Linked DNA regions of Mus musculus: all the other regions are linked to region 2. Evidence: chromatin loops called from intact Hi-C (ENCODE). Cell type or tissue: left cerebral cortex. All regions are shown on one strand. Region 1 holds the start of Ccdc89 (coiled-coil domain containing 89). Region 2 holds the start of Eed (embryonic ectoderm development). Region 3 holds the start of Picalm (phosphatidylinositol binding clathrin assembly protein).

Evidence for each region. Hi-C counts contacts between places; a loop is a spot of excess contacts. Peaks named below come from ENCODE experiments on the same cell type or tissue, not always from the same donor. Only the 100,000 strongest peaks of a DNase experiment are listed, where the experiment ranks them.
Region 1: it touches region 2 in a loop (2.4-fold over the local background); 16 of 42 quality-filtered maps call a loop at or near these places.
Region 3: it touches region 2 in a loop (2.1-fold over the local background); 8 of 42 quality-filtered maps call a loop at or near these places.

What each region holds. Positions count from the first base shown.
Region 1 is chr7:90,422,715-90,430,714 of GRCm38, forward strand. It overlaps Ccdc89 (coiled-coil domain containing 89), which reads left to right and starts at 3,598. Exons shown (of 1, transcript NM_027298.1): 1 at 3,598-5,950. The coding sequence starts at 3,870. The coding sequence ends at 4,982. In left cerebral cortex, no CTCF peak of the experiment used is centred here; DNase peaks (open chromatin) are centred at 3,742 and 4,074; H3K4me3 peaks cover 1,178 bases; H3K27ac peaks cover 271 bases.
Region 2 is chr7:89,976,021-89,984,020 of GRCm38, forward strand. It overlaps Eed (embryonic ectoderm development), which reads right to left and starts at 4,956. Exons shown (of 12, transcript NM_021876.3): 1 at 4,392-4,956; 2 at 877-1,029. The coding sequence starts at 4,505. RefSeq lists a promoter at 4,792-6,554, an enhancer at 5,215-5,251 and cis regulatory regions at 5,223-5,230, 5,426-5,433. In left cerebral cortex, no CTCF peak of the experiment used is centred here; DNase peaks (open chromatin) are centred at 4,625, 4,974 and 5,215; H3K4me3 peaks cover 2,941 bases; H3K27ac peaks cover 2,244 bases.
Region 3 is chr7:90,125,603-90,133,602 of GRCm38, forward strand. It overlaps Picalm (phosphatidylinositol binding clathrin assembly protein), which reads left to right and starts at 4,611. Exons shown (of 20, transcript NM_001360867.1): 1 at 4,611-5,100. The coding sequence starts at 4,971. 2310010J17Rik (RIKEN cDNA 2310010J17 gene) reads right to left here and starts at 4,334. Exons shown (of 3, transcript NR_046007.1): 1 at 4,270-4,334; 2 at 1,326-1,442. In left cerebral cortex, no CTCF peak of the experiment used is centred here; DNase peaks (open chromatin) are centred at 3,464, 3,884, 4,595, 5,208 and 4 more places; H3K4me3 peaks cover 3,879 bases; H3K27ac peaks cover 3,520 bases.

The sequences.
Region 1 (8,000 bases), 450 kb after region 2:
ATAATTAGGGAGTTCCTTTCTAGCTAACCATCTCATGAATAATGCAATACTCTAAAACCACAGCCCGATCTACTTCCTAAACCATTGTAAATTCCTGTATATGGGAGCAACTTGGCTTTTATTCTAAGTGATAGTGTAATACCAGAGGCAATTCTGAATGTCACTGAATAGGCAACATTCTTACTAAATTCCAAGCCCAGGGTAGGCTCAAGGACTACCTAGGGCATTGATGAAGGCCAGGAAGCAAAGTTCGATTTTGCTTAGGTATTTGGCAAGTCATTGCTTGGAGGCACCTATGACAAAACAATACTGAAAGGAAGCACACAGATCCATTCGCAAGGACAAAATTGGACCATACATGCTATGGAATGCCACAGTTCCAGGAGACTAAGTTTCTGTGAAACTCTTTGCCTCAGGACTGCATCCAGGCTTTTGGCCTGTCATGCGTGTCACTACTGGAGTGGATGTGGCAGTTCACCTAGTCTTCTTTTGTGTTGGATTCATTCTTTTTAAGTATAGATAGATAGATAGATAGATAGATAGATGTCATATCTGTATACAGCATATTTTTATCAAATTCACCCCCTTCTGTCCCTCTAACTCCTTCCAGATGCCCCTAACCTGCCACCTCTCCATTTCACCTTCTTCTTCTTCTTCTTTCTATATAATCACTCAGTCTAGTTGGTACTGCCAGTTCGTGACTAGGTGTAGGGCCATCAGTTGGAGAAAGGGCAACCTACCCGGAGTAGCATCTCTAAAGAAAATTTCTTCCCCCATTGGCTACCAACTGCCAACAGTTTCTCAGATATGGGTGGAGCTCCTTCCCTTCTGTTGTGTGACAAAACTTTCCCTGAGAAGATGCAACACACACACACACACACACACACACACACACACACACACACACACACATCTCCTTACTCCAGAGAGGGATCCCAGGACAAGCCAAAGTCCGATACCATCAGCAAACCAATGAGTTTTATTGGGATTACTTACCAGAGTATGGGGTGGGGGGGTTTACTTACAGGAGGAGAAGTGACTCAACAAAGATGGATGCATCACCAAAATCCACCCCAGCATGGGTGACAGCTCCCCAAAGGCTGGGAACCTGAAGCACACTGCACAGCCTGTAGCCTGCTCGATAGGTTGGAGAGTGTCCTTTCCATGTGGTCTGAATGTCCTTTCCATGTGGTCTGAACCTCTTCCAGGCAGCTGGACTGCTTTCTGCTTCTTCCAGACAGCTGGTCTGGTCTCAGAGTCTTCTTTGCAGTTTAGCTCAATTACTCTGGGAGTGACTGGCTGGTGAATCTGATGAGGAAAACTGTCACACAACACAGCCACATAGAAATTTTGCCTACCTTGATCCTGTGGAGGTCTCCTGAATACACTTATGACTTCATGAGTTCACACCCAGAAAGCACCCCTTGGTGTCCAGGACACACTGATTTGAAGCCGTCAAACGTCTAACTCTTGTTATCTTTCACCCCCTCTTCTGTGATGACCCGTGAGCTCTAGGGGAGACTGGGGACTGGTAATGCAGGTGCTGCCTTTAGAGCTGAGTGTTCTAGTCCTGTATTCTTCATATCTGCTGCAAGATGGTTGAGAGCTGCACTAATCAATAGGTAGGAAGATAAATGTTTAGAAGGATGTTGTATCTATGTCCACTTAACAACACAATAGTAGTAAATCCTTTCCTTAGGCCTCTAACCTACCATGCCATGGGTTCTTGTCCCAGTTGACTTCCACCTTGAGGAACAGGCCTTAAATGGAATAGCATTCATTTCATCTTTGCACTGAGGAGCACATCTGGCTGAGCTGGTCCTTATTATAGTATGCAGGGTTCACAGCTGGGTGAGAATGTTGATGTCTTTCCCCCCAGCAAGCCTACAGAGCACCTTCCAGCACTATGAAAGCTAGCCAATAAGATCAGTTTCATTTTCCATATTCTGTGACAAAAGCATGTGGTATCTCCAATAACAGGGTCTTATCAAGTCTTGGTGGGCAACTAAGAAGAATGAAGATAGCCTGGGTCGTTTTAGGAGTCTCTGGATTTTTTGATCAATAGCTTTAAGGCAAATGTCTTGTTCCTGATGCTTAGCTCTTTGTTTCATGATCTATGGCTTCTAGGGAGAAATATATATGTGTGTTTGTGTGTGTGTGTGTGTGTGTGTGTGTGTGTATTCTAATATTTATATTTTAAAAGATTATAAAATAGGTTTACTCAAACTTTTTCAAACATCCTATGTGTTAGTATTCCTCCTCCTGCACCCTCAATAAATCTTTTGAAGTTCTTTGCTTTAATTTAGAAAAAAAATCTATCGATTTTGATGTTACAGAAGTTAATTTGTACTTAACAAAATACATTTTTAAATGTGGAAAAACTATTCAATAAAGATCTCTGAATATCTGTTATGTGTGTGGGCCTTAGGTAGGTAGGGAGGGAGGGAGACAGTTATTCCAACCCGGAGAAACAACTGATGTTAATATTTTGAGAGTTTTTCCTGTTCTTAGAAAATATATTTTATAATTTCAGTTTGTTATATCACATAACCATATAAGGTAATCAACAAATACAATGTTCACTATATGTAAAACAAGAAGAGACACATTCAAATTTTCTGGTCATTTGCTCTTTATATTCTGGATGAAAGTCAGTTAAGAGTGTCTATGCTAACTAAAAGTGCTTTAACTGTATTGAGAGCCAGTAACTGTCCTTGTGGGGAGCTGTTTGTTTGAAATAATCTGAAGAAGAAGGAGGAGGAAGAGGAGGAGGGGGAGGAGGAGGAGGAGGAGGAGGAGGAGGAGGAGGAGGAGGAGGAGGAAGAAGAACCTTGTGCAAAGCTTCTGCCATCTACCTCATAATAATTAAGAAGCTTGGAATCTAAATATCCAAAAGAAACAGCTAATTGAGCATTATCATGTTTAAAGGGAAATCATAATTAATGAGAATTATATCCATTTATTTTTACTGACTTTGGTGGATGAAATACCATCTAATTTTTGCTTGCATTTGTTGGATCATTCTTGAGATTCATTGCTCAGCTGTTTCTGTCTCGTTTTTAAAATGTATTTATTTATTTCTCTTTCAACATGGTGCTCTATTAATGCTTCTAAGGTTTTTATTAATATGTCAATCTTATCTGACACTTTTATACACACTCGACTATCACTCTTGGCGTCTTGTCAAACAGACTTGTATCTCCATGTTTCCAGTGTGCAAGGCACAAGTGTAATCAACCATCATGGGGTGTGTTGTTGTTTTGGTTTGGTTTTTGGTTTTTGTTTCTGATTTGATTGCATCTGTATTGTTCATTGCGTTTCTGTCTGTCCATTTATTTTCCCAATAGATAAACAGGAGGATTGAGTGTCTAACTAAAGGTGTCCACTCCCAAAGATAAGGTTAGAGTTAAGGGAAACAAAAGAAATTTCATTTATAGCAGCTGAGCTAAGACTTGGGTCCAGACTCTCCTTTGTGTGCACCCATGGCGAATTGTTTCTATAGACAGCAGTTTCTTTTCAGAATAAAGAGCAGAGTAAGTCACTGTAAGCTTACTTTGTTTACTCTTATGAGAAATCAGGATTTGTAGAGAATAGGAAGCTGACTTTGTGGAAGGCTTATGTCTTTGCGGCACAGGCGGGACAGTGGCAGTGAACTAAGAACTGTGATTGGTTTAAACGACATGCGTAGCCTGACCAGATTGGCCCTGAACTCCCCCTATTACCTCACTGCGTTCTGCAGGCCTGTCCACCAATTATAGGACTCCTTACTGGAAAAACCAACCGCTGGAGAGTGCCAAGCGTCCATAGCAACGCCCCTTTGAAATCAGAAGGGGGAAAGACTGAAGTCAGTTCTCCCGCAGAGCGCGTCTATGCCGCAGGAGGAGAAGACTCTTAGGATGGATACCCCACCCCCCGACGAGATCTTAGGAAAACAAAACGAAAACCTGCAAAACCAGGATGAGGAATTGGGGTTTAAGGAAATGGACGGTCTGAGAGAAGCTTTGGCCAACCTTAGGGGACTGTCTGAGGAGGAGAAGGGCGAGAAGGCAATGCTTCGCTCCCGCATCCAAGAGCAATCCCAGCTCATCTGCATCCTGAAACGCAGATCCGACGAGGCCCTGGAACGCTGCCAGATCTTAGAACTGCTCAACTCGGAGCTGGAGGAGAAGAGGCTGCAGGAGATGGAGAAGTTGAAGGCCCAGAGTGAGCACATCCAAAAGCTGGAGAATCACTTCATGATCCTGGCATCCAACCACGAGCAGATGATTCGCTTCAAGGATGCGCACAAGAGTGAAAACGTCAAGCTGAAAGAGGAGAATGCGAGGCTGAGGCAGGAAAACAACAGCCTCTTCAGCCAGGCTCTGAAAGACCAGGAGGCTAAGGTACTGGAGCTCACTACACTCAACAAGGCCCTGGTGGAGGAACTGGAGGTCTTGAAACAGAGATGCGCTCACGAAGCTAGCCAGGCTCAGGCCCGAGAGGAGGAGCTGCTGGGCCTGCAGAACCAGCAAGCCTGTGACCATGCCAAGGAGACCGAGGAGCTGCGCAGCCAGCTGCAGAGCATCAAACAGCAACACCAGCAGGCCACGGAACAGATGGGAAAGGAGCAAGAGGCTAATCTCAACCTGAACCAGGAGCTGCAGGCCAGGCTGCAGACTGTCCTGCGAGAGAAAGAGGAGCTGCTGCAGCTGTCCATGGAGAGAGGCAAGGTGCTTCAGAACAAACAGGCTGAGATCCGCCAGCTTGAGGAGAAGTTGGAGACAGCAGCCATGGCTAAGAAGCATGCGCTGGAACGCTTTGAGCAAGAGGCAGTGGCCGTTGATAGCAACCTGAGAGTTCGCGAGCTTCAGCGCAGGGTAGATGGGATCCAGAAAGCTTATGATGAGCTGCGTCTGCAATCAGAAGCCTTCAAAAAGCACAGCCTGGATCTCTTAAGCAAAGAGAGAGAGCTTAATGCCAAACTCCGCCATCTCTTTCCATAAGAGAAATTGTGCTTCCTGTGGTCTCCAGTCAATATTTCAAGTCCATGTGCCTTAGATTTATGGCAAAAGCAAAGATAATTCATTTACTATACTTTTAAGTACAAAAACTACTTTACTATGACGTTGTTGTTGTTACTGTTGCAAAGTTAATGTTAATTTTCAGTTACACCCACTAGAACACATTTAAGATTAACCAGTGTTCCCCGCTGTACCTTCAAAGGTTTCTTAAGATTATCCGTATCTTCTACCTCATAACTCACTCATTCTCAGCCTCAGACATCTTCCTATAGATAGCTTGAAAAGATGTATGATTTAATGGATCCTAAAATAAACATGCTATCGTGGGGGAAAAAAGGGAAGACACAGCCCCATTAGCCATTGCAGAACAATAGGCTTACAACACTGTAGGTGGGCGTATAAACAAACAGAAGTCAGCATGGTAGGACAAAAACTTCTCAGCAAAAAGGCTCTAATTGGATCTGATTTTGTATTAGCTTGGCAAAGCAAAAGTTTGATCATTCACTTGTGTGCCAAAGTGTAAAAGCTAGCTCTGATACATTCATTCTATTGAGCATTAAGATTCAAGTTCGTTACATCAACCAATTCTAATATTTTCTGCAAGTCTATCTTACTTCCACTTTCTTGGTTTTTCTCCTTAATAACTGAGAGGATTTAGACATTCTCTATTGAGACTATTTTACAATATGCTAATAGGCAAAAAAATTACCTCAATTTAAGGTAACTAGTCATAGCAGATTTTGGTAGCAGCTCATAAATTGTTTTCTGTTTCTGTCAATACATTTTGTGTAATTTTGTGTTTTAAAAGTCCAAGCTGAATGCGTATATGTGTACTTATGGCATTCTTTGTAGGAATAATTCAGTTTTGTAAAAGTAGCTATTTAACAGAGTTAAATGTAGATTAATGTAAAGTTCCTAAGGAAGTAAAGTTATCAAGTTAATTCCTAGAATATAATTTATTTTCTTATTTCTCCTATATTTAGTCATTGTTATATGCAATTATGAATACCTATAAGATAGATTATAGCATAGCAATTTTCTCATTCACTTGGTGCCAGGAACATCAAAAGTTACATAGCAAGTTTGATTTACTTAAAAGAACTATTACTTGGGGGCTTTCTTTGCCTGTTCTTGTTAGTTGTGCGTCTGTTTGCTTGCTTGTTTTGTGTGTGAGAGAGAAACATACACAGCCCAGGTTGCCTTTGAACTTATTTCCTAGACAATGTCATGATATAAATGAAGAAGGACGCATAGAGAATGTGATTGTTGCTTTCAAGTATTTTTTTTCTTTAATGATTTAGATTTTTTGTGTGTGGGTGCTTTGCCTGCATGTATGTACTCATCATGTATGTATTCTAGGAGCTCAGAAGATGGTGTCAGATTCTCTGGAACTAGAGCCATAGATGGTTGTGAGCTGCCATGAACTGAGCCAGGGTTCTTAGCAAGAGCAGTAAGTGCTCTTAGCCACTGGGTCCTCTGTCCACCCACCACCGAGTCTAACACTTTTCACATTCAAAGAGAGGATGCGTTGTCACTATTTTATAGATGAGACAGTGAGACTCTAAGAGGGTGGCTTAACTAGAGCCATGAAGACCCAGAGAGGCTGAGGGAGATGCAAACTGAAGGCTCTTAGGCAGGATGCCAGGGGACTCCTTGACTTGCTTTAATCTTCATCACTGTTACAAAATCAGAGTTTTAACAATGGGCATCATACTTTTATTCTTGTGCATGACACTGCCAACTAAGTAAGCAAGTCTGCTTTCTGGCTCTAAATTCCATGCTTCCTCCAAGTATATAAACTACCTTTGAAACAGAAACACACCCATGCGGGGGTGGGGTGGGGTGGGGAGTGTTATTCCTTGTGTGCTACAGCCCTTTGTATTTAATCTCTGACCATTCAAGAATAAGCAACCAGGGTTGCTACTAAAGTACTTGCCTCTATAAAGTAATATTTATCATTGGAACAACTTGACAACATGTAAGTTGGCTTATTCTAAACCGTTATCGTTAAAGGGGAAACTTTCAAAGCAAAACAACCAAACTCTCTTCTAAAGCAGACCTAACTTTTTTCAATGATTTCAAGCCGTCACCCTAATATAAAAGTCAACAGAATAGAGAGGCTAAGCTTAAATAAAACACCTTGCCTGCTGCGATGCCGAGCTAAGCATGATGTCTTGGAAAAGTACAAAACCGTAAGTCCTCGGTGTGCCCTGAAGGATGAGTCTAAGTTCTAAAGACGGGTAAGATTTGGCAAAGAGAAGCCCTGATGAACTGCTATGTTTTCAGAGCACTGCCCCTGGTTCAGTGAGTGAACTGAATTCAGGTTAGTTCTTAGGAAAGGATGGGCGGGAACCCTACGGCTCCACAGCTCCAGTCTATTGAGGTTTAGGGAAAAAGTCTTAGAAAGAGCCCCGGCACCAGTGCCTATTGTTCTACCAAGCCCTCTCTCACCAAGACACCTGTGGAGTGGCTGGGTCAAGGCCCTGACCAAGTGAATCTACCTTCCCCACTACGTGACTGAGCAGACCTTTAAGATCTAACCATTAGGGCACAAGGAAAAAAGACTGTAACTCTTCTCTCCCTAATACCTACCCTACCCAACCAGTTGGCGTGTCTTCCAGCATCCATTGTCCCAAACCAGGCCATCTAGAACTACTTCAGCCAAGTGTTTTCAGAGGGCATGTTTGCCATGATGAATTCAGATGAATCAGGTTGTACCACTGTGATGGGGATGAGGCTAATTCGCACTATGTCCTGGGAAGATCTAGAATGAAGGGGGATGAATGTTTAATGGGCCACTAACAGTCTCTGGTGTACTGCATCCCACATCCATGCTGGCCAGGGAGTACTTTTTAAAGAAATTTAATTATAAATCTTGAAAACAGTTATCAGAATGTGGACCACTGGCTAAGAGTAGGCTTTTGCAGTTATTTTCCATCTTCCTAACAAGTCACTGATATCTTCTAAATGCTATAAGCATCTTAAGCCTAATGGCCTGGG
Region 2 (8,000 bases):
GCCTGGAACTGAAATGAGTATGGGAATTATTGCTACCTGGAGACCCTCTTCCAAATTCTGTTTGATATGCCTACAATAAAACCACCTGGTGTTAGGTTTCCCCGATCCAAGATAACCAAGTCAGTTTGTACCAAATGTTCACTCTCATCTCTTTGTGCAGCTTGCTTCCCAATCTAACACCTACCTGCAGGAACCCCCTCACACAGACATATGTGTGCAGGCAAAATAGCAATGTCCATAAAATACAAATAAATTAAAAAATTGTGTGTGTGTGTGTGTAAAGGCCGGCTTACCAGGCACGTGGCAATCAGAGAATGACTTCAGGAATCAATTCTCTTGAACCACCCACCATCTGGGTTCCAAGGATTAAAGTTAGGTTGTCAGACTTGGCAGCAAAAACACCCTTATCCACTGAGCCATGTGGATGGACCCAAAACCCAGAAGTTTAAAAAATGTCACATTGTTTTGTTAAAAGGTAATTATAAGCAAAAGTTTAGAATATCTTTAAAACTAAAAATTAAGATGTGTTGGCATTTGCTAGGGACCAGTTAACAGATCACACTCAGTTCTTTTTTAGTAACTGATGTCAGAAGTGGCTTTGGTTATAGTTTACTGAAATATAAAGAGTAACATTTCTTAAAGTCCTTTATTTGGATCAACAAATAAGTCAAGAACAGCCTACAATACTCACTATTATACATTCAAAGTAAAGAACAAGGATAAACAAAGCTCACTTGATTAACTGTGTGACAGATTAGAATAGTCAACTTAAACAAACAGAAACCCCTTTAAAACAGTAGTTTTAAAATAGTTTAGACCTAAGGGTATCCCATATGCCCTGAGAGAAGTCTGAAGTCTAGAGCTTCCAGCACATACCTTGAGGCTGTTCACACATTTGAAAGAATATTTGCATTTCTTTGACTTCCATTTTCCCTTTCCCCAGCTTTTCCTTCCTGGTGCATTTGGCGTATTTGTGGGCGTGTCCGGGCGTTCTGTGTTTGTGCCACTCTCAATACTGACAGCATCGTCCTGTGAGCAGTAAATAAATTAGGAGCTTCATCAAACAGATGTACACAGTATTTAAAAGCAAGGGACTTCACTATTAAAAAGATGGCTGAGATTGCTCCGCGAGTAAGAGCACTGATTGTTCTTCTGAAGGTCCTGAGTTCAAATCCCAAAACTACATCGTGGCTCACAACCATCCTTAATGAGATGACACCCTCTTCTGGTGTGTCTGAAGACAGCTACAGTGTACTTATTTATAATAAATAAATCTTTGGACCGGATTGAGCAGAGATTGAGCAATCAGGGTTGACTGGAGGGAGCAGAGGTCCTACAAAAAAATTCAATTCCCAACAACATATGAAGGCTCACAACCACCTGTACAGCTACAGTGTACTCATATACATAAAATAAATAAATCTTTAAAAAGATGACTTAATTAAAAGTGTGCAAAAAGTGAGACTTGTACTCCTGGCTGCAGGTGGGGACATAAAATCCAGTTATACATTAGAATACTAGTGGAAAACTTAGACTGCAGAGAAGTGGAAGATATAGGCAAATCTGGGCTTTAAATAAGACACTGGTCTACACCAGGGACACCAATACAAAGCCTCACTCACTCCTACACAGCTCTGTAGGAATGCCACTTGTCCACAAGAAAATGCTGGGGAAACTAACTGCTCTCCTGCTGGTAAACAGTTGCTAAGATTCAATATTTCACTAACATAATTCAATAAATCTGACTGACCTACTACACATCTTCATAATTTATTTGACTGCTACTCAGGTTGGCCATTTGGGGCGAGAGTGTTATTACTTCCTATATTAGGTGTAGTTTTGAAAAGCATCTGTTATGCAAAGACTACTTATTTATAACATAAACCATTTAGCATTTTAAATAAGCTCTCCGTGGTCTACACTATATGTAAATGCAATTCACCTCATAGTCTGAATCCTACCATGAAATGTATTTCTACTCTGTGCAGAGATCTGAACTCTGTACACTATAATAATCTGCCCAAACAGATATAGCTGCAGGAAATACTGAGAAGTCTTCTGACTTCTTATCTTCAGTTCAGAACCCATACTTAAGTCTTCTTTGGAATACAAAAATTTCCAAGTATCACCCTGATACTTCCATATATCACTAGGTAGTAGTAGTCCCTAAATCCATTCCAGACGAACCATTTTGTCTGAGTGTATCCAACAGTCGTTAGAGTGAAGCCCACGGCTTTTGTGGTCTAAGTTACTGCTCCCTAAAGTTGGTTTTGTATTACATTACAAAAGGTACAAAATAAATAGAAGTGTCAAAAGGTATTTAAAAACCACTAATTCATTTAAAAACATTAGTTCTTAAGATTTTTCAAACTTCACATTGGTCTAAAATAAATGTCTTTTTAAAAAACCAACCAAGAACCAAGGAATGAAGTACTTGACATAAAGCAGGTGACCTACAAGTGATTGAATTGCAATTTGATGTAAATGTACAATTAGCTTTTAGTGGAAGTTTTAATTGTTACAATCTAAACTGGCCTCTTAAATTGAAATCATTTTCATCCAGGCATCTGATTCCCAGGAGGCAAAGGCAGACCTTAGCCAGCACGGGAAGTACAAGATCCCGATTTAAAAAAAAGGAAAACCACAGATTATCTGTTTCTCCTCACCTGTCGATTGTTCTTCTATGCAAAAAGTTCCGATTTTGGATTTTCCAGTTAAAAATCCCATCTCATATTACAATTGGTGCAGGTGGTAAAAATCAGCCCTATCACCTCCCTCAATGGTTCCATTACTCCTTCTAGATGGGAAACCAGGTGTTGTGCCTCGAACCTTTGCTACAACACTTAGTGGGCAGGACATGCTGATCTCTGGATTCCAGGCCAACAAAGAGTACAAAGTGAGATCCTGTTGCAAAACTTAAAAAATAAAATACAACACCCCCCCCCCAACACACACACACACACACACACACACACACACACCCTTTGGTGAGGAAAGAACCTGTCCCTCCAATGATGTCAGGCATGTGCTTTACAAATGAGCTTTTATGCCTCTGTCCCTTTAAGAAAATTAAATATATTTTAAAGTTTTATACTTGGTCTGGTTTGTAATCTTATGTGCTTCATCTATACATCCACAGTATTCTGCAGGATATGGTGGTGCATAAATGTCTTCTAGGTACTGAGAGGGTTAAAGCACGGAAGGTAACAGGTGTGAGGGCAGCATGGGGAGAGTCTATGTTGAACAGGGAGATTCTAACTCAAACAAACAAACAAAAAATCCCTTTTTCTGAGAGGACCCCAAAGGGTTCAATAATGTGTCAAAAACACACATACCAAAACGTTAAGTCTTGTCCCTCTTTGAAGGGACCGAAGCAAAAGCTAACTCAATCATTCAACTATGGATAAATTTAGAAAGCATCAAAAAATGTACCTTAGGAGTTTGGAAAGATAAAATGAGCTTTCACTTAAATTTTTTCCCTGACAATTTCCTCATTATAAATTTGACATTTTCATTAAAGTCTAAGTAATCATTATACGAAAGGCCAAAGCCTCTACGCTACCCTATCAGAATATAAGTATCTAATTATTAGAACACGTGTCTAGTACTCTTTACAACGCTTGCATAGTATTTTTTTTTTTTTTTTTTTTTTTTTTTTTTTTTTACGGGGCGGCATTTCTCTAAGCACCGACTTCCCTTAATCTTCACACTTGGCTCAAGTACAGAATTTACCACGGTGGCCTGAAATCTTCCAATCCCTTTACATTAAGCAAAAACTTTCAAACTGTTCCCTCCTTTGCCTTAATCAAAGGTGGCTCCCCCTCTACGATCTTCTCGATTCTACTCCTTCCACAAAAAAGTCGACACGAAGGCACACCGCACTTCCATGGAAAGGGGCATACATAACCGCACGGTCACGTAAACCCAAGCCAGAGATCTATACTTTCCATCCTGAAGATCCCGTAGTGCTCTACAGTGACACAGCCCCTCGGATCCTTACGAGGACCCTTCGTACCAACTTTCCTGGGGAAAACTGAACCTCTTACCTCGAGCATGCCTTTTAAACCAGTAAGTACAATCTCAGATTCGCAATCAGCGTCAAGCCCCCAAAGGCACAAACTCCGTCTCCCACGCAGGGACGATCTGAGCGGACCTCGCAGACCCTTTGGGACCTTTAATCCGCTCCTCGACAACTTTCTGCTTGCTATCTGCCGCAGTCCCAGCTCGAAAGCCCCAGCCAAACCGGACTTCCCCGCACGCCTGCGTTCTCCTGAGCGCGGGTGACACCTTTCCCTCCCCCCACGGCCGCCCGCCCGCCGGCCCCGACCGCAGTTACCAAAGAACCTGAAACTTCTACTCCACAGTCCCGGGACAGGCGGGGCTGCACTCACATTTTCGTCTCCCGAGAGGTCCGGGTTGCTGTTCTCGTCGCTGCTCAACTTCTGCTTCTTGGCCGCGGGCATGTCTGTTCCCGCCGGCGCAGTCGACACTTCCCTCTCGGACATGTTCCTCCGCCTCCCTCCAGGTTCTTGCCGCCTCGGGCGGGGCCTCCGCCACACCGCCGTCAAGCACGCCCGGCCCGAGCCTGCCGCAAAGCTGCCGGCGCCGCCACCGCCGCCGCCCCCCCCACTGTCGCAAATCGCGCCCAGCCGCCGAGGCGGGCGTGCGTGCGACCCCGCCACACTGCTGAAAAAGGGGCGCGCACGCGCGCGCCCTCCCGCACGGCTTCCCGGCTGCTTCCCGTCCCTTGGTCCGGGCGGGCGGTTTTCCCGCCGCCCTCTCGACACTTTGCACCGAGGCGTCGGATCTGCTGGCTCAGAGGGCAGGGGTTTCCTACGTCCCCCTTCCCCACCAGCGCCTAGAGACGAGGCGGAACTCAAAGGGCTGCTCCCTCACCCCCTTCCTGGCCAAGACGTTTCATCCGCAATTGGCTCAATCCTTCGATCTCCGACCCGCTGCAAACGAACGAAAGTCTGTGGCCTGGATCGGCCCACCACTGCTCCCGAGGGAGGGGGGAGGAAAGAGAAGTCACCTCTTGTTTTAGGGGGTCTGTGTCTACGGTCCCTGATGCGGAGCTCGGGAGAACAACTTCGAGTTAGTGTTTACGGAACTTCTCACAGCCTAGATTCTTTTTTTGAAGGGAGAGATTCAAAATCTATAGGCTGTTCCCTGCTCGCCTCCCCCATCGGGCACATGGACGGGTCCCACCTGCAGGTGCGCATGCGCTGAGGCGTATTCTCGCGCTGGGTTACGGAGACGACAGGCCGCCTCCTGGCCCCTCCTCCCCTCGGTTCTGTCTGCTGAACCAGGTAGTCTTTCCACCGGTTTCTGAAGCTTCGGGGAGGATTTCAAAACGGTACCAAATCAGTGCCTACGGACACGCCTCCGTTCTGGGCAGATATTTTATCTAATAAATACTTATTACAATGATTGGTTATATTCAACCGGTTGGTGCCACTATTGGCTTAAGTAAGCCTGTATTTTAAATTACATATTTAGACTTAAGTAAAAATACCTTGTGATGCATGATACATTCTAGTAATCCAACATCGGAAGGGCAACAACGGAAGTACTGCCTGCTCGCCTCAATCTTTAGATCATCCTGGTCGACATAGCAAGTTCCGAGCCAATCAAGGCTATTTACTAAAAACCTGTTTGAAAAAAAATTTTTTTAATTGTATGGATCGGACAGAGTATGGGGGCATGCCTTTTATTCCAGCACTAGGGTGTCAGAGGCAGGTCGATTGCAGTGTGTTAGAGCTACACACTGGTTTGGTCTACACGAGGAGTTCCAGGACAGCCTGGGCTTCGTTATAGACCCTCTTTCCAAAAATAAATAAATAAAAATTACATGGTTCTGAATTGTCATAATTCATAGTCTTAAGTGTTCGTTTTAGCTGTTGAAAGCTGAGGCTCTAGGAAACTGACAAGACCTATAAGTCACTGTGAGCAACTGCATGAGTTTGTGAGACTTAGGTAAAAGGCAATTTTTTAATATAGGGAAAGGTAACTAAATTTGCCCGTATCATTAAAAACTCTTTAATTTTTCATTTTTAGATTAAAAAAAATGTGTGTATGAGTGTGTGTATGTCTGTGCCCCACATGTCTGTACTGGTACACAAAGTCAGAGGATGTTGGATCCCTGGGACTGGAGTCACTAACGTTTGCGAGCCAGCCTGTAGCCAGTCTGTAGCCAGCCTGTAGCCAGCCTGTAGCCAGCCTTAACCACTGAGCCAGCTCACTTGTCCCCTCAGGTACAATCTTGACAGACAAATAATAAATTTGTGAGCCTTGTGGATTTGGTGGGTGTATTGTTAAGCCATGGGAATGTCTGAATGAAGAACTTCCTCTCCTCAATTATAGGACAGAATTGTTTCTATATTGTCATTTGTCATTTGTGAAATGAAGAGGTAGAAATTATAGGACAGAATTGTTTCTATATTGTCATTTGTCATTTGTGAAATGAAGAGGTAGAAACAGACAAGACATTTGCTGGGCACCCACTTAATAATAAAAAGTATTTTCCTTTCGCCCTCCAGTGTCTTAGTCTTTCAGAGGAAGTTTATGTAAGCTAAATGAGACAATTTAGGTGAAAAAGTTTAAATGTTTATCTTTTCTGGAAAAGTTGCTGGGAGATAAAACTTTGAAATTTGAAACAAAGGTTTACTTTGCTTTACAATTATTAATTTTATGATTAAGATTTTAAATCAACTTTTTATTGATTCTTTGTGAATTTTACACCATGCACTCCAGTCCCATTCATCTTTGTATCTGCCCTCCACCCTTGCAACCTCCTCCCCAAAAGAAAATAAGATAGAATAAAAAAAAAAACCCAAAACACCTCTCATCGTGGAAGCTGTAGTGTGTCACAGGGTGTCACACAGTATACCCTTGTCCACACATCTTGCAGGTGTCCGTTGCAATGAGAAGTCTTCTGGCTTCTGCTACACTATCAATACTGGATGCTCCTCTCTGATATCCTGTTGTTGCCTTGGAGATCCTCAGCTTTGGATCTGTAGGACCAGCCCTTTCATGCATTCCAGCCAATCATAGTTGGGCTAGACATTGGGGTGGGCCAATTCAAAGTCCTGGATCTGGGCCTGGGAGGTAGCTGAGTTGATCAGCCCACCAGCTCACCTGTGCCCACATCACCAGGGTGAACTCTATGAATAAGATTTTATCAGAAATCTCCTCCTATGCAGTAAGAAAAAAAGAAGAAGAAGAAGAAGAAGAAGAAGAAGAAGAAGAAGAAGAAGAAGAAGAAGGAAAACACATTTTTGTCCACGGTGACTTTGAGATGGAAGGTGTTCCTTTCAACTGTATCAAAACCAGCACAATCCCTGTTTGAAGATGCTAGGACTAAAAGGGCCCAGAAAGTTGAGTCCAGAGGTCACATTCACTGAAGGTCCGTTACACAATTTATCTAATTTAATCTTTCATTTTTTATACTATCATTTCACTTATAGATAAGAAAGCTGAAGCTAAGACATCAAGCTGCTTTAGCGTGTGGAATGGCAAGGCCTGAATCCACACAGCTTAATTCTGGGGCCTGCCCCTTTCTCAGTACCATATGGCTCCCCACTAAGCTACCAATATGTTCATCTTCTCTTCTCATCCACTCCTCCCTGGCTGGAGATCTTACCCAGAGTCTCTTACACACACCAGGCAGGTGCTGCATCACAGAGCCATATGCCCATCATGGCTGGCTGTCTTTCGGCTTCTCTGTCTTTCTGGTAATAAGCATGTATTAGATAAGAGAAAAAGTTGTCTTAACTTCAAAAGCACTTATAATAATTTGCTTTAGATAGCCAAGTTCTCTTTTATTCACTGAAAAATAAAACCACCTCTATGCCTAATGTTGATTTTAAGAAGTTAAATACATTGCTTTTTTGAGAGAAAGTCCTTTCTGGTCTATGTGTGCTTAATTTCTTGAAGACTACAATTACTACTAAATTAAACAAAGGTCTTTATCTTAGGACCTAGAATATTTCAAATAAATG
Region 3 (8,000 bases), 150 kb after region 2:
TAAATGAAGTAGCAACTACACAAAACCTGGTCATTTCTTTCCACGGTCTTTTCCGTTCACTCTCTTTTTGACACAGGGTCTATGCAGGTCAGACTGACCTTGAGCTCTTAATTCCCAAGCTCTGGAATTACAGGCAAGTGCCACCATGCCAGGCCCACTTTCTTACTTTTAAGTCATAGACATTATCAGGAGCCTCAGGTCAAGCACACATTTTAATTCCCACTTATTTTCTCCTCTCTTCCTACTTCAAGATTTTTTTAAGGTCTAAGAACAGGCCAGGGATGATGGTACATGTCTGTAATCTTAACACTAAGAAGTCTGGAGCTAGAGGAACATGAGTTTGTGGCTAGCCTGGGCTAAATAGTAAGTTTAAGGCCATGTTGGGCTACAGAATAAGAGCTTATCTCAAAATAAGATCACAAAACATGGAAGCCTACAAATACAATCCTATCCTACCAGAGTCTAAGAATAGAAACCATGCTTATCGTGTACATTATAATATTATAATATCCAACACGACCTAGAATGCTGTCTACAGAGAAGATCTATTTGTTGAGTGAATTTAATTTATATTGTCAGTTGCTTCAATTATTGACTAAATGGTCTATATATAGTAATAGAAAAAAAATGAGTTCCTAAATCTTGTTTCTGACACTTAGAATCTGTGGAACTTAGGGAGGTTACTTTATTGGGCTTGTTTGTATTGCTGTATTAGATAAGTACAATACGTTTTGCAATTATTATAAGAATTACATGAAAAAGTTTTGTTGTATTTGTAGTTGATAGAAGGCATTAAACACTGTTTATTCTTCCTCCTGGACTCCAGGACTCTCTCCAACACACAAACACACACACACACACACACACACACACATTTATATTTAGTGGGGACTAACATATGCTATTTACACAGTTTGGGGACTGTTCATTGTAAATCAAACTTGCCTTCAAGTTGGACTGAAATAGAGAACTGATAGTTTGTACAGAACTATTGAGTTCATCATTAGACCAGGATAGAGCATTTAAATTTGTGCCTGACCCACAGTAAATGTTCAATACATAGTTTTTGAAAGAATGGATTAATAAAATACTGAGTAAGGATGATGCCTCAGACAGATATTATAGGATAATTATACAATGGACACAATATATTAATAGAAACTCGGGAAGATTTTATCAAATGGAAGATTTGCAGTGATGGTCTATTTAAATAAGTTGTGTTTTCATTCATGCACCCAACTATCATTACGCTGTAAATTTGATGTAACGAGGATATGTATCAGTTGCTTTTTTTATCACTAAGACAAAATACCCGACTGAAGTACCTCATAAAAGGACTGTCGTTCCTGGTTTCAGCATGTCTCAGCCCATTCATCAGTAGTGGGGAGATACGTAGAGTGGCACTGTGTTCGTGGGAACATGTAGCAGAGCTCGTAACATGACTGATCAAACAGAAAGCACACAGCAGGACCAGAAGGAGTAGGTTAGGTTATAACCCTCAAAGGAATACCTCCTAGGGCCTACCTCCATCATACAGGCCCCATAACCTCCCAAAATAGTACTACCAATTCAGGACCAGGTATTTATTTATTTTAAAAAGTTTATAATTTAAAAATTATTTATAGGGACCCATGTGTCTGTGTGTGTGTGTGTGTGTGTATATATATATATATATATATATATATATATATATATATATATATATGCATTTGTCTTCAAAGGCCAGGAGAGAACACTACATCCCCTGGAGCTGGAATTTGAGATGGCTATGATTTAACCCAGTTCCTGGGAACTGAACTCAGGTTCGCAGCAAGAACAGCAAATGTTCTTAACACTGGGCCCTCTCTACAGCCCCAGGAATAGGCACATGATTCTGTAGGAGGCAGTCTAGATTGAAACCACAAGCCTCTCTTTTTTCCCTCCCCATGTTAGTGCAGTAAAGCAATTGAAGAAGTAAATACAGAATACAATCAGTAGCAAAAGGAGATTCATACCCATTAGGATGTACACCAAAATGGTATTTCTAAGTGTAGTAGGCAGCATACAGTAGGAAACTAGAAAGAGATGAGGTCCAGTAAGTAGTTAGGTCAGGGGTAGATCCTAAAGAGTCCTGTTTCCATGGCACAGAGACCTGAAGCTTCTAGGACAGTGACAGTGGAGCTTGCTTTACTTTTTGTTGCTATAGCAGAAGACTGCAGATTGGATAATTTTTGTTTGTTTTTTGAGACACGGTATCCTTACATAGCCCTGGCTCTCCTGAAACTATGTTCAGGCTGGCTTCAACCTCACAGAGACCCACCTGTCTCTGCCTTCTAAGCACTGGACTTAAAGGTGCATTATCACCACCATAACCACCACCATCACCCCCATCAACACTACCACCACCACCACCATCACCACCATCATCACCACCTCCATTACCACTACCCATTACCATCACCATCACAACTACCACCACAACCAGCACCAGCTCTGACTGGGTAACTTTTTTGTTTTTGTTTTTCAAGACAGGGTTTCTCTGTGTAGATCAGGCTGGCCTCAAATTCAGAGATCAGCCTTCCTCTGCCTCCCAAGTGTTATAATTAAAGGCAAGTGCTGCTGCCACCACAACCCACAGAACTGGTTAATTTTTAATAAGCATACATTGATCAATTCTGGAGGCTAGGAGGTCCCCGAAATCAAGAGCTTGGTTATTTTAGAGCACAAGGCAAAGAGAAAGAGAAAAGAGTAGGAACTTCAAATACTTTTATAGTTAGTATTAATCCGTGTATGATTTAAATGCTTCCCATTAGGCCACATCTTAACACTCTTGAGGATTAAAATTCAACATATTAATTGGTGGTATGGGGGTAGGGCATGGGTGGGCACATTGTGGAGACACAATCTTTAGAGAGTTACTAGACAATTTTAGTGCAAAAACAATCCCACTATAGGTTCAGAAAATATTAACTGGATAGTTGGTTAAACAATGATAAAGAAATTAGCTAAGAAATTAGTAGAATAGTTTGAGAATAAAAGAAATTATAATGGATTAAAACTTGCACACACATGTGGGTCACGTGAACATGCATACATGAGTACACACCACAGACAAAAACCAACCAAACAAAAATTCCCGGTCATTCCACTGCCTGATAAACACAGGGTACCAAATTACAAATGGAATGCAGATGCACCAAAGGGAGTTTTACAGTTTTGTGAATTCTCAAGCTGGTGTGACAAGAATGAAACCTGCAGCCTTAATAAGAATTGTGAGTTCTTGCCAAAATCACCGTGCTTCAGAATGGCGTGTGAGATAGAAAGGGAATGTGAAGAGACCACAGAATTCCTCATACCACACACAATTTTAAACATCTATTAGCTTTTCATCCGTTGAGAGTTAACAGATTTAAGCGCAATATTCTAGATTTGGTTGGCAGATGGTGTACACAGATTTTGAGTACGCTCGAATCTCATTTGAAACTAGCAAGATTACATAGAACCATGATGGTAACTTAACATTCACAGAGAATTTAAAATTTATCCCTAACTCTTGAGTTAAATGTGGAGCACTAGTAACATTTAAAAAGGCTTTGTTCATAGATCTTCTGGATTTCATAGATCTAAGTCTCGGGATGTAATACTGGTCTAAAATGCCTACAGGGCAGAGTCAATATCTTTCCATGGAAATCTGGCTCACACAAGAGGAGAAAAGAGGCCAAAGGGAAGAAAGGCTAAACCAGGGGAGATCGCAGGTACTGATGTCTGACTCTGAATGGGACTTCTCCTTTTACCGAGCTGTCTCACTTCCTTCTATGGTGTGGACCTTTAATCTCGCTGGTTGTCAGCCTTGTAGGGTCAAGTTAATCACTGTTGACATCACCCTACTACTTCCCTTTTCAAATTCCACTGAAGCTATGTGTTTCCTGTCGTATTTGACACCGCAGAGAATGAATACCGGGCTGGCTTCTATCTAAATTTAGACTGGCAGGAACGTGGCGACTCTTAGTAAGTCGAGATAAACAAAACTAGGTGACGTTTCCAACACTCTCAAAGAAGACGAGGGGGTGAAAAAAAAAAAAAAAGCCCCAAAGCCCTGTTACTAAAAGGGAGAGCGGGGTGCATTTGAAGAGGCCTGTGTGTAGGCTCAGAAAGAGACTGGCTGGAGCCGTTTTCTTTAAGGCAGGAGGAGGGCCGTGGGGTCGGCGCCAAATTGAGCGAGGCGAAGCCCCGGAGCCCAGGCACCTCCAGTTCGGGGTGAAAACTACGCACAGGCAGCAGCTGCCTCACCTCTTTGTCAAGCCCACGGCGTCAGCCTCTGACACGAGGGCGGGCGTCCTCGCCTCCGGGGTGAAAGAGGGGCGCAGCGGGCCGCCCCTCCCCCCCGCCCCCCTACGACACGCGGGGCCCTGCCTCGGGCGACCTGTTGGCAGGGCGCGTCACGTGACGCGGCGGGCCGCGCCGTCCCCCGCGGGCGGGCCTCCTGTTGCGCCCGCCGGGCGGGTTCCACCACGTAGCGCGCGGGCGCCGCCCCGCTCTTCCCTCGCCGGAGCGAGGGAGGGGGGCGCGCCGGAGAGGAAAGGGAAGGGAGAAGGGGCGGGAGGAAGCGAGCAGGGGGCGGAACCCGAGTCACGTGACCTAGGGGCAGCCCGGAAAGCTCCGAGGAGGAGCCTGGCGCCGCCATTTTCCTGCAGCTGCCTGGCCCTCTTACCCGGTCGGGCTCCAGCTGACCAGGGAAGGGGTGGGCCGAGGCTGAGGCGCGGGACCCGGGAGTGGCCCCGACTTGGTGTGGGAGCCCGCCGGGGGAACACGCGAGCCGGGGCTCTCGGAGCGGGTGGCGGCGCGCGGCCCTGAGCCCCGCCCCAGGCCGGCAGGCGGGCGGGGAGCCGGTGGGGGTAGGGGGTGCGGTGGGGGGTGGGGACCCTCGGGCGCTTGGGGGTCCCAGGCCCCGCCGGCTGCGGAGCGGAAGGGGTGGCGGACGAGCCGCAGAGATGTCTGGCCAGAGCCTGACGGACCGAATCACCGCGGCCCAGCACAGTGTCACTGGCTCCGCGGTATCTAAGACAGTATGCAAGGCCACGACCCACGAGATCATGGGCCCCAAGAAAAAGCACCTGGACTGTGAGTGAAGACCCCCCGCATCCTCTCCCGACCCCTCTCCATCGTCCTCCTCTCTCTCTTGGGCTGCCTCTTCCCTCCCTGCGTCTTATCTGCACGATGGCTCCTGTGCCTGGTCGAGCTGTGTGTTCTTTTCTGCTCCCATCACACCTGCCTTTAACGGCCTCTGCTCTTCTCTCAAAAGAGAGAAAAAAAATGTGACAATCCATTGCGCCCCCAGAGATCCCCTGAGACCCTCGCCTCCTAGCCCCCGGCACCACCAAGCCCATCGCGCTCCACCAACTTGCCTCCCACCCAGCTCCTCACTCAGACTCCTCTCCCAGCTACTGCAGCCCCTTTTGCCCTTCCATCCCACCCGTCCCGTACCTCCTAGCAGCCGTCCGCTCAGTGATTCCCCGGCTAATGTCTCCAGGACTCAGGCTCACCGCCCCATTGTTCCATTAGCTTTTTAAAATTCCCTTTCCTTTCTTTTTTTTTTTTTTTTTTTTTTTCGTATTTCCGTACTAACTCTGCTTGGTGGGACCAGATTTCTGTCACTTCTCAGCTCTTGAAGTGTTTTTCCCCTCCTCCCATTTCTTTGTGGTTTCCTTTTCTACCTTTCTATCTACCTTTTCGGTCATCTTTGCCATTCTAGCTTCCGTTAAGTTCCTTTGACTTCTTGTCACCTCCTTCTTTCAATACTATGCCCAGTTACTCGGCTTTTATTCCATTTACGCTTGTGGGGAGTAGAAACAAAGGGATTCAGTGTGGTGTGGGGAAGGCTTTGTGGGAAGTTACTATTTTTATTTGCCATCATTATATTGTCTGAGTTTTGAAGTTGTGTGTTGTGCATGTTCTACCCCCCCCCCCCTTTTGTAATCCATATGAGGATATGGATAAGGGCTTTGCTGGTTTTGGTATCAGTTCCTGGAACTGTTAACATTGGTGGTTTGAATTTAGAAGCTTGAGTGTGATGTGTAGCGGTTCGAAATGGATCAATATATTTAAGTACAAATAATCAGGTTTGGAAACGTTTTAATTTATGCTAGCTGTATTTTGGATAACTATCTTGCTTAAGCGGCATAATGTAACTCCAGCATAAACTTAGGTACAGTTAATAGAGCGGACTCCTCCCAGTTGCTTTCTAACCTAGGAGCCACCTGTAAAACCACCTCCTTTTTCTTGTTGCTCCTTTGCCCTAGGGTACAAAGCTCAGTGGATCACTCAGTCCTTGAGTCAGTGGAATGTTTCAGGAAAAAATAGGGATATAGCAAGGATAGTAAATTCTCTTTTTAAATGACTCCCGGACACATTAGCCAAACTGACTTTCATCATACATGAAAGTTGCTTTGCCCTGTGAAGCAAGAGCGAGCTTGTCCTGAAAGGGAATTCGCTGTAAGGAATCTTGTTTCTCACTTGGACTTTGGCTGTGAGGTTTGCACTTGAAGAAAAAAAAAATACGGCGGTGTGAATTCTAAGACCCACTGGTCATGAAGTGCTGTTAGAACAAGTTGTTGCCACAGACAAAACCCATTATTCGTTGCGATTTGTTCCCTGGCTGTGGACGTTTCATAGAAGCCATCCTTTGGTTGGCTGTGGTACTTAGACAGGCTGCTTTTTAACTGACCCGATGTAGGAAAGTGGAAGGGATATTTAAATGGTGACTCCACTATAAACATTCTGTAGGGGATTGTGAATAAATTATAAATGGGTTTTGAAAAATATATACTTGGAGAGATGCTTTTGTTTACATTCTTTTGAAAGACTACCCATGGGATTCTTTTTTCCATGGTTCCGATTCCAGACTTGTGTCAAATTTGTCTGTGTAGCCCAAGCTGGCCTTGAACTTGGGACAGAGACCATAGTTCTTCCTCAGCCCTCCACAATGCTGGGTTGGTTCTGTGGTACAAAACCCTACTCTACTGTTTTTGTGTCAGTGCTGTTTGTGGGTTTTCATTTGTTTTTGTTGGTGTGAAGGGGGCGGAAGATACTTGGTAATCTGTGAAATGTTCTTTAACTCAAAGTGGTAAATCGCAGCAGAAACAGCATTGAAATGTTCTTTATAAGGGCTTCTCCAGCTGCAGCAATGCTTATCGAGAAGTGTTGCTAGAATGGGGGAGAACGTAGAAGATAGGTTGTTGGTTCTTTTTTTTTTTTTCTTCCTTTTTTCCCTTTTTTAGGTTAGAAGCAAAGGTGGTTTTTATCTAGTTAGTGACCTTTGTCAATATTATAGATTGGAACTAGTTGGTATTTAAGGATAACCTAACTTTTTCTCTGCTGTCTACAAACTCCCATACTTGTAGAGCTTGAGTATACTTGGTAATGTTTTTTAATATATGTTTAATATGTTTTTTAATATTAAAAATAAGGTGCCTCTTGTCTTTTTCTTAATGAGGTTTTTAAACGAACAATGATACTATTTTTCTTCTATTGTAAGCTGTTTTTCTCTAATACTTTAGAAAAATCTCATTGATGAATGGGTTCCAACCCTCCCTTCACACTTCAGCATGTTTTGAAAAGTTACCTAGAGACAAGTTTTGGTGTTAATCTCAGGCTATATGTAATAGAGAAATGCATCATTTCAAGTAATTTTTGCTCCTTTGAATAATTTTTGGCTCTTTAAGAATTTTTCTTAGTTTTGAAAGTTAGTTTTCTTATGCCTTTTAATATCTTCAACTACTAACGTCTCCTTCTTTGAACTGAGTAAGAAACAATTTCATCTTTAAAATGGTAGCATTTAACAAAAATATGCCTAGTAATTTGTCTCTCTCATCAATCCTTTAGCATGTGGAAGTGGCTTTTGTGTACTTCTGACAAGATTTTTCCATATTAGGAAGTGATTATTGTCCATAAATTTTGAGTCAATTCATATTACATTTAATGCTTACTGAAGACTTTTTGCTTATAAGTATTAATGCGTAACA